2 separate regions of the Homo sapiens genome follow, and region 1 is linked to region 2. A link is an interaction called in ENCODE POLR2A ChIA-PET data of the cell type or tissue named here. Cell type or tissue: MCF 10A. All regions are shown on one strand.

Region 1 (8,000 bases), 71 kb after region 2:
TAATAAGAGTGCCACCTCTTGAAGCCTGTAATCTGAAATGAAAGAAATTTAGGCAAGAAATTGCAGTATAAAATAAATGCATTCAGAGAACACTCAGGAAGCTATGAGGAGCTTAACCCAGTCTGAGGTCTTCCCAGCAAAGAAGATGGGAATGTTGCAGGTGGAGGGAGGAGCAAGAACAAAGGAAAAAGGCAAGGACACACAAAACTACATATGAGTTGCAAGGAAGGAAAGCAGTGGTGAAGTCAATGAAGCATGAGGTGGAAGATGAGGCTGGAACGATGCGCCGGTGGACATAGAGGCTTTATATCCCAGGTTAAGAAGCTTGAACTTTTCCTACACAAAGAAAACTACGAATTTTAAACAGAATGAGGCCATAATATCTCTGACCAATATAAAAGCTTCCCTGTAAACTATTATCTTAAGCAAAAACAAATCAATCACAGGTAAAATCAAGAGCCCAATCTGTACACAATAATAGAGGAAAGGTCCCTCAGGAAAAAAAGGAAACTGGAAGAGTCATTCCATTAATGAACCTTGGGTAAAATGCAGGCATCCTAGTGAGCTCTGCAGTAGGGAGCAAAACATCAGCCACATAAAGGGTTCACAGTCCGCTCTTAAAGAAGTTCTATATCTAAAGGATACAGTATTCTGGAAAACAATCAGCTATCTTTAGAAAGAAACATAAATAATAAAAGAAGGCTTGTCCCAAATGAGATCGCCTCACTGGCTTATACTAACTGGGTGACGAGAAGAAGGATAGTTTGCTTTAGTGAAAATTATAAATTAAAATATTTTTCAATGCAATTTTTTTACATCAAACAAGTACGTTCATAAAAAATTAGCTGTCAGGTTCTCCTGGGAGAGTTCCTTAGACAGCCTACTTGAAAAAATAGAGGTAACATAAATATCAATATATTAACATATTAATTATTGATAAGAAAATTAATGCTTTTAAAATACACACAAAAAATGCTCAAAAACATTGTATTATCTTAGGTAGCTGCCTTATCTAAAGTTGTTTTTTCATTACAAATTTATTTCAGTACTACTTCTTCAGGAGTTGTGAAAGAATAAAACTACAATTCATATTCTACCTAAATTATTATAAATTCGAAATTGGTGCAGTTAAGTCAAACAGGGAAATATCCTTATTTGGCATGATAAAAAGGCGGTTATGGTTTTTTAAGGTACTACGTTAAGTCAACATTAAGGCCACATAGAATTCATCTCCTTTAGGTTATTTTTAAACTATGAAATAAAGGTATTAGTTACACATCTTAAGGTATTAATGGATAAAATAATAGAGAGTTTTTTTTTTAATCCACATTGGTACTAGGTGGTACAAATAATGTGTCTACTTCTTTGGACCTGATTCACTCCTTCACAAAGAAGGCTTCTCTTTTTAGCTTTTGGGTAGACAATCTATAATCAATTAAAATGCAAAAACTGAATGGCCTTTCCTAGTCTTTCACCACAAGGTGGAACTAGGTAGTTAAATAAAATAAAAACATTTATTAATATATTACAGATAAACACTTTAAGATTTGGGGTATTTTAGTCACTGTTTCACCTAGGTATTTTTTATTCTCTTCTATACAGTTTCGCCATGGTTGCAGTAACCTTTTTAAAAGGCTATTTCAATTTTTAAATATTTTTAAATAGGTAACTTTTCTGTAACAGTCTGAGGTTAGGGTTGGTTGGTTCTGGTTTGGTTTGAGTTTAGGTCTCTATCTTTCCTATCTTCCCTTTTATTATCAAGAAAACAGATAAAAAATCTATTTTTGCTCACATTTTCCCCTGAACCTGTAGATTTTTCATCTCTTGCATAGCTGTACAGATCTTGGTGTGGGGTAATTATAATGTAATGTAACTGAAAGGGAGAAATAAATTCAGAAATCAATATACTCTGCATAGTATATCTTTTTTGGTATCTGTCCAGTTCCTTGGACAGATTATTAAAGATGTATTCTTGACAAACTCCACACTACAATGTCTAACAAACGAGCGTCGGCTTGTAAAGGCATCAGCATTACCCATTCCACATATGAGAGAGAGAAGAACAGCTAATAAATATTATTGTGCAATCTTTTAAAAATAGGAGGAGGTGGCCGGGCGCGGTGGCTCACGCCTGTAATCCCAGCACTTTGGGAGGCCGAGGCGGGCGGATCACGAGGTCAGGAGATCGAGACCATCCCGGCTAAAACGGTGAAACCCCGTCTCTACTAAAAATACAAAAAATTAGCCGGGCGTAGTGGCGGGCGCCTGTAGTCCCAGCTACTCGGGAGGCTGAGGCAGGAGAATGGCGTGAACCCGGGAGGCGGAGCTTGCAGTGAGCCGAGATCCCGCCACTGCACTCCAGCCTGGGCGACAGAGCGAGACTCCGTCTCAAAAAAAAAAAAAAAATAGGAGGAGGTATTTTAGATAAGACTAAGGATGCTTCTTTCCAGTATTCTGTCTGTTTGGCAGGAGAATATGGGCATTACCTTTTACAGGTTTTTCAAATATCCTCCTAGCTCATTACTTATATAAATCTTTCTTTAAACTCTTTTTCACCTTAAAAAAATCATGGTAAGTACTACTATGTCAAGAGCAATTTTTAACACCAGCATAAGGAAAAGAGGAGAAACCAATCCATATCCTTACTATGCTCACCTTTTTCCTACTCCTCCTACTTTCTCATAATTTGGGCAAAAGAAAGAAAAAGCTGGGAAAGCAAGGGTCATTATCACTTAACGTGTCTAAGGAGAAAACCTAATCAAGGAAACAAAATTTTGATGGAAATAAGTGAAAATGTGTGGTTGTAATATAAAGACAAATAATGACAACGAAGTAGAATGCTATTATAATACTAATAGCTAATTAGACATAGTTCATCTGTGTGCCATGACTTAAAAAATATAACTAGGTGTAACAAAGTCTGCTTGACACAGGTAGTCTATAATGACACCATTACAGTCTTATTCTTTACCACCACTGTTTTAAAGAGATTCCACTATATTTTTAAATTCCAGCTTTTACTGAAAAGCTTTTAAAACAGAATTGTAAATACTTTAAAATAAAAATCATGCAAAGGTTATTTTAAATAATTTTAAATTAGTTTTATTTAAATTTATATCATGATCAAAATTCACACTAGTTCAAAAAATGTGTATTTCCTCATCAAATCCTCCCAGCTAATGACTCTCTTGTAACGTTATACCAAATTCATAAATCAGATTCAAATTGATCATTATAAATTTAGAGATGTATTCAAGTAAAAGCATTCTGTCTTTGAAACAACAACAAAAAAAGAGAGCTCCTGGGACAGATACAGCAACCTCTCAAGTCATGTGCTTCTAACACAAGGTCACTTTACCAGACTGACTTTCTCTTTATACCTACCTATCATTGGTTTTAAAGAAATCTTAATCATGGTTGGTGATAAGATGGAATAACATGTAGGGGAGTAGCACTGCAGTGCAGGGCATGGTATGATTCCAGGTAAAAGGCAGTCTGAAGACCCTGGGCAGCTGGTGAGTGGGAAGAGAAGCATCAGAAAAGGAATATAAGGATGTGACAAATAAAAATTTCAACTACTTTGCAATTCTGATTAAAGTGCTGGTTGTGGCAACTACCCTGAATACTTCTGAGCTGAATCATCTCTTTTGGGGCTTTTGTCAAATGAGCTATAGGTTGTCAATGCCTGACCTATAATCTCAACACACACACACACACAATCAAAGAACTACCTGAACCTCAAAAATTAACTTCATCTACTTCCTGGATAATGTCTTACATGGCTCTATCCTTAACCGAACAGTGAGCCACTTGCTGGAATGGTTACAATATGAGTCAGGCTGCAGACTCGAGAGGAAGCAAGGTCCTCATAGAGCGGGGTTAGTGCTGGGCAAGTAACAGAATCCACTGGTAGATACAGCTCCAGGAAAGGTGCAGCCAGCCAGGAGTGCAGACACCTTCTGGTCATGCCATCATGGGCACTTCCCGGTGTCCCTTTCAGAGCATTATTTCCTAAGGTGAGAGATTAGGATAGGCATGACACAAGTGGTTGCTTCATCTCTTTTTTTCAAGTCTCAAGGACTGGAAAATCTAGGGGTCTCTTCATAGCATATTTTATAGTTTTAAGGCTTTGACGATACTCTGATACTTTCAGATACTTTATATGCAAACTAATTCACTCCTCTTTAAACATAAGCTCATTTCCTTGGGTCCTTGAAAATAAACAACTGAGAGCAACTGGTTGCATCCTCTTCATTAAACCTTTGAAATAACCCAGGATTATGATCAAGACAACTGACAAAAGGAGAGGAACACTAAAACTATTTTTAAAGACACCCCCAGATGATGAGATACCACTGCCACTGCTACAATCCGTTCTGATGCTTAACACCTCTTCCCTGTCAAAGAATGTTTCCTTAAATCCAGATGACACTCCATGTCCCCAGTACCACGATTCATATTTTTCTAAAATAAAACCACCCAAAATCATATCTGGGGAACTGATATGTTTGGAATGGAATTATAAATACAGGTTTATTCTTTTAATTACTTAATTAAAAATTTGACAGATGCTATATACACTCCTGTTAAATTAATCTCTGCAACAGAAATATACTTTCTGTAGGAGGATTAAAAGTTTCAAAGTGATCACTTCCTAAATGACATCATAAGTCTGCCAAACTTTCAGATTCTAGTCTACTCAACAGAGATCTCCGGACCACAGATGCTTAAAAACTAGTTTTCCCAGTTGTAAAAGCCCAGTGTCACAGAAGAGGTACTGCACTGATGTCTCTTACTAAAGCTGAAATCTAAGTGGAAGTTATTTTCTCTCCAGCCCCTGTCTGAGCACACTCCCTTTTAAAGTGACAAGTTTCACCAAGAGCAGGCTAGAGCCAGGTAACACCTAGCAAATCAGGGGCCACACTTCTGAAAGTGAACCACATAACAGCTATGGGTTTACTGGAAGATGCTCAGGTCCCAGTGCCCTAACTAGAGCTTCATGTCCATTCCTGATGGCTAAGAGAGATTTTGAAACAAAATGTCTCCTGAATATTTGAGGTCACATTCTAAAACCTCTGCTGTGATATTTCTCTATTGATAACTCCTCCTCTAGTTACTGAAATCTTACTTTTCCTACTAGGTCAAATTCTAACGTCATCCAGGCAGTGATGGTTTCCTTCTTCTGCACTCCCATATTCTTTGGATTATACCAGTACACCAATCATCATTTTACTTATAGTTTTATGTAGACAATATACATAAATGTATTAATAATTTCCTTAAGAAGAAAGGGCCCTGTCTTTGGTCCTCACTGCAAATGCTTAATGTCTGACACAGTGCCTTTCATATAGTAGATATTCAAAGAACTTTTGTTGAATAAACAAAAGATTAGTCACCTACACTTTGCATTTGACCTTAGCCATGCACTCAGCTGTGGGCTCTTGAATGCCTGCCGGATCACAGGGAAAAAAACAGAAACTCAGGAAATGGATTCACAAATCCCATCAAATGACTTCCTAGCAGGGGATTTGTGTTTGCCCCAAGGCCCATCATGGCATCTATCGGAGTTAGTGCCTGGCATCATGTTCTGCCACACAGTTGGAGTTAAGTAAATTGCTTCTGAATGACTAACACATTGAAGAGAAATGTCCACTTCTGCATGCCAAGCCTCCTAAGTATTTCCCCTATTAAGGAGCACAGAATGACACCTCCAAAGTATGGTGCTTTGGCATGCTGAGCACTTTGAAGAGAAGAAATTGGAAGTCTTTAGAAGTTGCCTAACTTTCTAACCTTCTCTTGTTTCTCTCCCACTCCTCACCAAGCGCAAAGAGGGAGGATCTCTAGAATTTCCTTAGCTGACTAGGGAAATTTCTGTCCAAAAGAAATGCAATTGCCTTAAGACCTCTCTCTAGCAGTTACATCAAATAGCCAGGAAAGATTAACCACAGAAAAGAGAAGAGATTAAAAGTCATCACCATGCCCAGACAGACTTTTCATCTATTCTTCTCAGGGCAGCTCAGAGAGATTACCTAAAAGACTTTATCTGAATAATAAGACAAATGAAGTTCTGCCCCTCACCTTCCCAGCAGCTTCCCCAGAGCTCAGAGGAACTTTGTACCCAGGCCATTGTTCTTTAAGCTCATTCATTTCCCCTGAAAATCATTTATTGCCCCTCTAAAATTTCCTATACGCCCCCCTTCCCTCTCCCCTGTGAAGAGGGTACATAAGCCCTAACCATCTGGCCCTTCTTTGAGTCTCATATTTGAAGGACTTCCAAGTCTACGCATTCGTAAATAAATCTGTATGCCTTTTTCTCCTATGAATCTGTCTGTTGTCAGCATTTCAGCAAATCTTCAAAGAGGGCAAAAAGGAAGCTTGCCCTCCACCCCTAAAACTCTTATCCATCTAAATTAGTCTGGTAAATGACTGGCTGGAAAGTGTCTAGATAAATCAAATTTCAAGACTGAATAATGAATCGTAAAACAAAACACTTTCAATAAAAATAGATATATAGATCAATGGAACAGAACAGAGAGTCCAGAAATAGACCTGTACATTTATGGACAACTGGTGTTTGACAAAAGAACAAAGGCAATTCAGTGGAGAAAGGATAGCCTTTTCAACAAATGATGCTGGGAAACTGAATATCCTTACGCAAAATCATTTGCTTGAACCTTTTCCACAAAATGAATCATAGACTTAGATGTAACAGCTAAAGCTACACAATTGTTAGATAAAATCATGGCAGTAAATCTTTATGACCTTGGGTCAGGCAAAGATTTCTTATGTATGATACCAAAAGCATACATTATTTTTTAAAAACTTAACAATACGAGCATTTAAACCCAATCTAAAAATAGGCAAAGAGAACCGGGGGGATGGCTCACAACTGTAATCCCAGCTACTCATGAAACTGCCTTTGTGAAAATTACTTGAGTAAGAAAATTATGGTAGTGAAAGAGATCAGATCTAACCAACCCCACCAAACTGGGCAGTCCAGCCTTCAAACTGCCCTTAATTATTGGGAGACATTTAGTTTATAATTTAAATCAGTGGCCCACTACATTTTTGGCACCAGGGACTGGTTTCATGGGAGACAATTTTTCCACAGACCAGGGTCAGGGTGGTGGGGATGGTTTCAGGATGAAACTTTCACCTCAGATCATCAGGTGTTCGATTCTTATAACAAGCATGCAACCGACCGGGTGCGGTGGCTCACGCCTGTAATCCCAGCACCTTGGGAGGCCAAGGCGGGCGGATCACGAGGTCAGGAGATCCAGACCATCCTGGCTAACACGGTGAAACCCCATCTCTACTAAAAAAATACAAAAAATTAGCTGGGCGTGGTAGCAGGCGCCTGTAGTCCCAGCTACTCAGGAGGCTGAGGCAGAAGAATGGCGTGAACCCGGTAGGCAGAGCTTGCAGTGAGCCGAGATCGTGCCACTGCACTCCAGCCTGTGCAACAGAGCGAGACTCCGTCTCAAATAAATAAATAAATAAATAAATAAATAAATAAATAAATAAGCATGCAACCTACATCCCTGGCAAGCACAGTTCACAATAGGGTTCACACTCTTATGAGAATCTAATGGCACTGCTGATCTGACAGGAGGTGGAGCTCAGGTGATAATGCTTGTTCACTGGCCACTCACCTCCTGCTGTAACAGGCCACAGACAGAAACTGGTCTGTGGCCCAGGGGTTGGAAACCCCTGGTTTAAATGATAATAGCCATTCCCCCAAATTCAACTAACTGCCTTTGTAAAGCTAATGAGAGACCACCAGACTAAGGGATGAGAGGAGTCTAAATTCTGCTAAGGTACAGACATAAATGGTTACCCATCATTATTCCAGAGGTCGTAAGATATGCAGCTTCCCCAATTACTCCTGCAGATAGCATCACTATTGCAGAAGCTAATATGGCCTTTTGAGATGTCTTTTCAGGTTTTTTGCATATCTGACAACTGCTGGCTCCACCTGAACCCACCAATTACTATTTTGG
Region 2 (8,000 bases):
TTTTCCTCTGGCAAAATATCACATCTGACTGCCCATGTGTGACAATCCCTACTTTCTTACATAATCCCCCTATTCTCCATTCAGAAAGTCACTAACTCTGTCTAATATACAATTTAAAACATTGTCCCAACTGCATAGGCAACCTGATAAATCCCATCTCAATTTTCCACTTCTGAATTTGAAATGTTCACTGCACATTATAAAGCCTTGTCAGGATGCTGTCCCAATACACCTCACAAAACCAGAGCATAAATAAAAGTATTAAATTGAATCATAACAGCTGGTATTTTTTTGAGAACAAATAATGTACCAAAAACTATACTAAGCAGTAAGAGTAAATTATTTCCTTCTTATTCTCATCACAACTCTATGGATTAGAGGTAATCTCTCCCATTCTTGGTAGGAAAATGAGGCTTGGCAATACTATGTCACTTGTGCAATGTTACACAATCAGAAATAAATAATATGGCAATGCTTACACAGAGAAGGTACTTCATATTTACAGCAATACATCTTCTCAGCCACAGAGGCTGACAAGGGTACTTTTATTCTAAGTGATGGGTGACATACTTAGAGCCAGAGAACTGAAGGCAATCAGTACAATTTGTCAGAAACATTTCTGAGCCAGGTTTTAATAAAAGTTAGATGGCTTGTAATTTTCAACTTCTCAGCAATAAAAGAATCTGAAGGGAAATAATCATATCAATATTCAACCAACACCATTACACTTTCCAGCTTTACCTCAATAGTTAACCGGGCTGGATGATTTTCTAGAAGTAGCTGCTCTGCTATCTCCTGAACTGATTTAATATTTTCTTCCTTTTGATCAAGTTCTCTCATTAATTCCTTCAAGAAATAATTAAGAAGTGTGTTAGAAAAATATATAAACCTAAAATGCAACCCTAGTATGCAAGTACAAAGGGTGTACTTACAGCATGATAATCTTTTTTCCTAGCTATGTTGGTGTTTCTCTCACTCCAGTCATAAGCAACTTCCTCCTCTTCTTTTTCATTCAACCAAATAAGTTCATTAGTCGCACGACTTACAAAATTATGGAGTGTATCAAGGTGCCGTTCTTGATTCCTGGATGTATTCTTTAGTAAGGAAAATCATCATAAGAATCATGTTTTTGCCAAATATAGATAAGGGAAACAGAAGGTTTAAAAAAAAAAACTTACCAAGAGTTTTGCATACTGACTCTCTAATCTGTGCAACTTTTCTGCATAAGTCAGTTTAAGAGGTGCTGTCATTTGAATCTATAACATGAGATTAAAAAGACACTCCAGTCAGGAATCTGAAGGAATTCTGACTCACACTTAATGTATCTATTATTGATTTACAGGGTCTTCATGTAAAAAGCAAAACAAGAGTAAACTAAAATGAAATATATACAAATTTTAAATTCACATACCTCACTGATTTTAGCTTCTTTGAGACTAGATTCAAATTCTTCAATAGCTCTATGAACATTTTTATGATTTTCTAAATGGCTTTCAACACTTGGCAAATCTGAGCCCCACTCAGTGCGGTCCAGTTGTACCTTCAGACAGTAAAATACTAAGTTTAAAAAAGAAATTGATAACAATAAAGACTGAAACACTCAGGTAAAGTAAACATTTTTTTACCTGCATCTCATCAACCCAATTCAAAAGATCCTGAACAAATTTCATATTGATTTCTTCTTCTGTTAAATTTTGATCCAGCAAAGAAGACTTTAGAAGGGGTTTTCGGATCTGCATCAACTTCAAAGTTTGCAATGAATTTGGCTCTACTCCTGAACTGAAATTTGGAACTAATCCTGATGGGAAACCAGGTGTATAAGCTGGAGTGACAGATGGAGTCAGGCGGGAAGTCATCCCTGATGACAGGCCAGAAGTCATACTAGAAGAGGTTAGGGAAGGTGTTAAACTCTGGGTCAGCCCTGAGGTCAGACTAGGGTGTAAGGTCTGTGCAAATCCTGAGTTTAAACTTTGAGTGATTCCTGATATCATGAGCTTTGTCTGTTCTGTTGTCAGTATGCGTCCTTTGCTGTACACAGAAGAACATTCGTTCCTTAAGGCCATAATTTCGTCACGCAGTTTTGCAACCCTGAAAAGAAAATCCAAAGGGATAAGGTGAAATATAAAGGCACTTGTAACAAAGAGTGAACTCTAATGTTAATTATAGGTTTTAGTTAATAATGATGTATCAATGTTGGCTTATCAGTTTTAGCAAATGTGCCACACTAATGCAAGATGTAAATAACAGGGGAAGAGGGAGGTATAAGGGAGCATATGGGAACTCTGTATTTTTCACTCAATTTTTCAGTATGCCTAAACGGCTCAAAAATACAAACAAGCAAAATGAGGAGGCAATTGAAATCACATTGCTAAAATTTTGCATCATGATTTTTTTCAATGAGCATTGTACTATGAGGACTTTCAATCTTATTTGTCTTTATAACTATGATTTATAATGAATACAATTACTATAGCATAATATGATCATTTTTACATTTATGTATATATTTTTCATATTTAGAATTACTATAGATTCCTAAAGGTGAAATTACTGAGTCAAAGGATCATTTAAAATTTTTGCATTTACATATTTATGCACAGAGAGAGAGAGAGAGAGAGAGAGAGAGAGAGAGGTTATAGCCTGAAATATTCCATACTTACCCCCATACACACACTTCTCAGTGATAAAGGTTTTTATACACGTATTTTCTTTCAAGATTTTGTTATGAACATTTTCATAATAGGATAAACAGAAAACTAAAAAGCTGAATTAAAAATGACACTTTTTGGCCAGGCATGGTGGCTCATGCCTATAATCACAGCATTTTGGGAGGCTGAGGCAGGTGGATCACTTAAGGTCAGGAGTACAAGACCAGCCTGGCAAACATGGCAAAACCCTGCCTCCACTAAAAATACAAAAAATTAGCCAGGTGTGGTGGCGGGTGCCTGTAATCCCAGCTACTAGGGAGGCTGAGACATGAGAATCGCCTGAACCCAGGAGGCAGAGGCTGCAGTGAGCCGAGATCACACCACTGCACTCCAGCCTGGGTGAGAGAGCAAAACTGCATCTCAAAGAACAAAAAACAGACACTTTTCTTAGATTTTTTTCTCTTTCAAACATCCCATGAATACTTTAAATGTATGTAAATGTATGCATGTAACTTACATCTATATCTAGGGTATTCATTTTAACGAGTTAGTTACTGCAGCAGTATTATACGCACCATAAAATATTTTTTCTATTGCTAATCTTTAAAAGACAAGTACCTACTTAAACACCAAAATATATAAAAATGTGACACACATTTTCAACTAAAAAACAGCAAAGAAATATATTTCATAAAATTTTCATACTCTACATTCCTATTTCAAATGCCCATGAAACAGTTACACAAAAAAAGGACAGAGAAAGAATAAGTAGCACTCTTACCTCTGTACCAATTGATCTGCCTGGTAGTATTTTCCATCAATAAGAATCTGTACATCAATTACATGCTGGCGTAAAAGGTTCTCACATTCAAGTATATACCCAGCAATTTCTGCTTCATTCTGAAACTGCACTCCTGATTCTAATCTTTTAGAATCCTGTATTTTAAAAGAACTCAGTATTAATTCTGTGAAACAAGTTTCAAAACAACCTGAAATATAAAACATCAAATATTGGAACAGAAGCCTACTTGGGCTTTCTTTAGTTTTCCTTGTTGGTTCAAAAATATGTTTTCCCTCTTCTTGTCTCTCAAGAGAGCAAACACCAATCATAATCTTTAACAAACTTTAAGTTTCAGTGGAGAGTATTACGAAGAATCAACCAAACATTATGTAAAAGTTTTAGTTCATCCAAACGCACAGTGACTCCTCTACCACAACCCCAATGGCTCCTAAAATTAACTTACAGACTGAAGAGCATTTCCAGCAAGAATCAGTTTGTCTTCACAGATGACACTGTCCCTCTGAACTCTGTTGGCAATCTGTTGCAACATTTCTAACCTAAAAGATGAGACAAAATAAAATAAAGCTTCTCCCTTTGAAGTCAAAGAGCTCACCATTCCTGAAAAGTGCTGCCCATCAAAAAGTAAAACACAATCCCACACCAATGATTCAATACCTGTGTCCATCAAAGGATTCACTGCCGAAGCTAATGCAAGAGTTGATCAGTGTTGGACCACAATGAACCAAGAGAAGATTTTCATTTGAATCAAGACTGGTTCGAGTGCTGGTAGTGTTACTAAACACAGAATCACTGCTACGGTAACTATAACTACTACTGTGCATTTTTATTCCTGAAACGATGTTCTTTCTTTCACCTTTCAAAGTAGACTAAAAGGTAGGAGGTCTGGAAAAAGCTCTACTTCTAACGGTGAAAAGTGGCAGCTGAATATTACAGCTTTTAGTGGCTCCTTAAATATGCTTCAACATGCATATGCAACACACAGCAAATAATATGCTGATAACTATTCAAAAGAATCTAGCCTAAAGCCATTCGTTTGCTAGCTGAGGTTTGCCTTTTGTAGCTTGTATTAAAACCCTACAAGTATGAACAAAGCAGGCAGATTGGGCGTCACTGGAAAGGATATGCCAAATATTTGCACTAAGAGTCATCCAATTGCAACCACCTAAAAAACAACTCAGATGCCTCACAGATGTCCAGGACAACTAGTAAAGATTATTCTGGCAATACCAATCATTAGCTAAAAGAACACAAATATCCAATCATAGTCTGACTTCTGCAAAAGACCAGGTCTGTGCTGAATAATGTAAGGAAGGCAAACAGCTAGAAATTATGAAGTACCTATAAACAAATGAATTTGATGAGAAGCAAAGTACGCTTCCATTTTAACCACCATGTCATTTGTTTATTAGGTTAAATTAATGGAAAAAGTATCCATTTACCTTTCTTTATATGACACGCTCCCAGTAATGTTACTTCTAAACCTACTATAAAGTGCCAAGTAGAATACTGATGCAATGCTTACAAATTTAATTTGTCTGTGCTTGTTTTTCCATTCTATAGGATATTACATGGCATAAGAACACTGGCTCTTTCCCATTTGTTTTTCATACACTTCCATGCCACATAGCTATTACTCGCAATACATAGACAATGCCAAAAAATTCGCATGAAGAAACATGAAGGCATTTATCCAACCAGCCTCCTAAATATTTTCCTACCTCCAATAATACTGTTACTTCTCCACTCTAAGAATAGATATTTTTCTTTTCAGGGGTCAAGAAAGGGGAAATTTGAGAGTGCCACACCAATTGCTTCTTGGCCTTTTGGCTAAGATCAAGTGTGAGAGTGCCACATCAAATATAGTGAGTGAACAGAATAGCTCAAAACAATAACAGTGGCACCTGGCATTTATTAAGTAATTATTATGTGCAAGAAATTAATCATTTTAGATACATAACTCATCTCATACTCATAACCACCCAATGTAGTAGGCACTATTACATCCTGTTTACAAATGAAGAAACTGAGGCTTAGACGGTTAAAGAACTTGTCTAACATCATACAACTTTGCAGGCTGAGCTAATAATCTAATTTAAAATTGAGTGGCTTCTAGGCCCTGAACTCTCAACCACTCTCTGCTTTCTTTTATGAACATATCTTAAAATTCAGCTACTGTTCTGATGACTAAAAATCTACTCTGTATCCTCTGGAATACTTTTCCATTATTTCAAATGATTAACATAGTATCTCATTTCAATCACTCAAATTACCTTTTCCGTAAAAGCTGCATCCTGTATATTTATGGCTTGTTTTGGTTTTAATAATCCAGTTATGTACACATATTATTATACTTTAACATAAATGTAATCAGTAATTTAATAAAGGACTGACAGGTTAGACATGCTCTCATATATTTATTTTATGCATTATTTCACAACGTTGAATCCTGAAGTCAATGTGTAAGGCACAGAGAACATGACAATACTGAGCACCTCTAATGTTGTGTCAGGCGCTGTGTAAAGCACTGGCAACGCAAGGGACAGAAAAAAAACAAGGGTTTCTCTCCACATTCTTGGAGCTCATATCTGTGGAATAGGCAAGACTTAAGCAATCACCGAAATAAATATAAAAATACAACCAAGATAAGCACTATGAAGGAACAATACATGGAAACATGAGAGTTCTAAGCAAGATATCTGAACTAGCCTAGGGAACCATGGAAAGTTTCTCGAGAAAATAATGTTGGAGCTGAGATCTGAGAATGTTTAGGTGTAAGGCAGCCAGTGTGGCTACTGTGCAGAGAGCAAGGGGGCTGGAGAGGTGTGTCTGGCCACACAGGCCTTACCCTGTAATATGGTTTGCCTGTGTCCCCACCCAAATCTCATCTTGAATTGTAATAATCCTCATGTGTCAAGTGTGGGGCCAGGTGGAGATAACTGAATCACGGGGGCGATTTCCCCCATACTGTTCTCATGGTAATGAATAAGTCTCAAGAGATCTGACGGTTTTGTAAATGGGAGTTCCCCTGCACAAGCTCTTGCCTGCTGACATGTAAGATGTGACTTTGCTCCTCATTCGCCTTCCACCATGATTGTGAGGCCTCTCCAGTCATATGTAACTGTGAGTCAATTAAACCTCTTTCCTTTATAAATTACCCAGTCTCAGATATGTCTTTATTAGCAGCGTGAGAATGGACTAATACACCCTGCAAGGTCTAGGTCCTATAGACTTCATGGCTAATGAGGAACACAGATCACAATTCCCAGGTACCAGGTTAAGACTGTAAGGGAGACAAATTCATCCAACAAGCATTTCCTGAAGACTAAATGGTACCTTCCTGGGCAACTGGATGTAGTGAGAGACAAAATGACAGAGAACTAGTGATGATTTCATGGAGTAAATCCACTTGTAGAAGCGTGGCAGAAAGGGAACCTGAACTAACATTTACTGAGTGTGTTCTAGACGCCATCCAACACCCTTTAAATGAAGGCAAGCTAGATTTTGGTTTCCAATGCCCCTTGGAAAGAGAACTATAGCAAAAAAATGTAATAAGAAATAAAATCAGCTGTTGTCCTATAAGCTTTTAGATCCAGGCCCTGGTGACTTAAGGTCAATATGAGAAATTACAAGTAATTTTGACTGGTTTTAAAACTGTAAAGCCTTATTAGATGAGACTTCACATACCAATCCAGCCTAGCCGGTCATTTATATACATTACTTCACTGATTGCCTCCTTAAAATCTCTTAGAAGAGTTTCTAGGTAAGAAAATGGAGGATCAAAAGGATTAAGAGACTTATCCAAGGCCAAGTAAACAGAGGTTTAACTTAAGTTCTTTCACAAGAACACAAAGGCCCCCTCCCCACTTGATATTCATGGCAGAAAACACCTCTGGCCTACCTTTCTACTTCTGGACGAAGGGCCTTCTCTCTCTCTAGCATGGCAATAATGAGTTTCCCCCACTCTTTTTCTATGTCATTTGGATGATAACCTTGAAGGAGCTTGATGCGTCCAAATTCTATCCAAATCTTGAGAAAACAAAAAACTTTAATGTGAAGCAAAAATGAAAACAAAACAAAACAAAGACTATGCTTGACAATACAAAGCAAATTTGAGCTTACCTCTAATAATTTATATAGACGTTTAATTTTTGATTTTTCTGTCTCCTTTGGTGGAATTTCTGTTTCTTTAAACTGTAAATACTGATTATAAAGTGCCTAAAATAAAAAGGACAAGAAATTAAGGACCAAACTTAAAAGATCTGTTTTCATGATCTCACTAAGCCACCACTTCAAGTGTTATGTACTGTATCATATGCAGTCAGTGGAATTCCTTTGTTAAACCGACACTCAAAGACAATACCAATTTCCAGCCAGCTGGTGACGTGGGTTATCTAAAATTTGATGAGGGTGTAATTATTGATGTGAGCCATGATTTAGTGCCACAGGGGGATCTGGATAATAATAAACCATTCAGTGTTTACTAGTGCTCTACTAAAAATCTCTCATCCTCCAAACAAGAAAACATACCCTTTAAAAGATGCACTTCCCAA

What was found. Peaks named below come from ENCODE experiments on the same cell type or tissue, not always from the same donor. Only the 100,000 strongest peaks of a DNase experiment are listed, where the experiment ranks them.
Region 1: POLR2A ChIA-PET joins it to region 2 with 13 read pairs; 4 of 35 experiments call an interaction of 5 or more read pairs at or near these places.

What each region holds. Positions count from the first base shown.
Region 1 is chr6:56,709,701-56,717,700 of GRCh38, forward strand. The region is part of intron 5 of DST (dystonin); the gene reads right to left. Among named protein-coding and RNA genes, the nearest start is that of DST-AS1, 130 kb to the right of the region's middle. RefSeq lists enhancers at 4,721-4,770, 4,936-5,496, 5,497-6,058, 7,261-7,801. In MCF 10A, CTCF peaks have their summits at 1,499 (motif pointing right) and 1,701; DNase peaks (open chromatin) are centred at 3,851 and 5,521.
Region 2 is chr6:56,638,518-56,646,517 of GRCh38, forward strand. DST (dystonin) reads right to left here. Exons shown (of 104, transcript NM_001374736.1): 14 at 7,570-7,665; 15 at 7,349-7,476; 16 at 3,893-3,986; 17 at 3,430-3,584; 18 at 1,626-2,088; 19 at 1,412-1,540; 20 at 1,179-1,256; 21 at 933-1,094; 22 at 742-846. Among named protein-coding and RNA genes, the nearest start is that of DST-AS1, 200 kb to the right of the region's middle. In MCF 10A, no CTCF peak of the experiment used is centred here; DNase peaks (open chromatin) are centred at 2,054 and 4,544.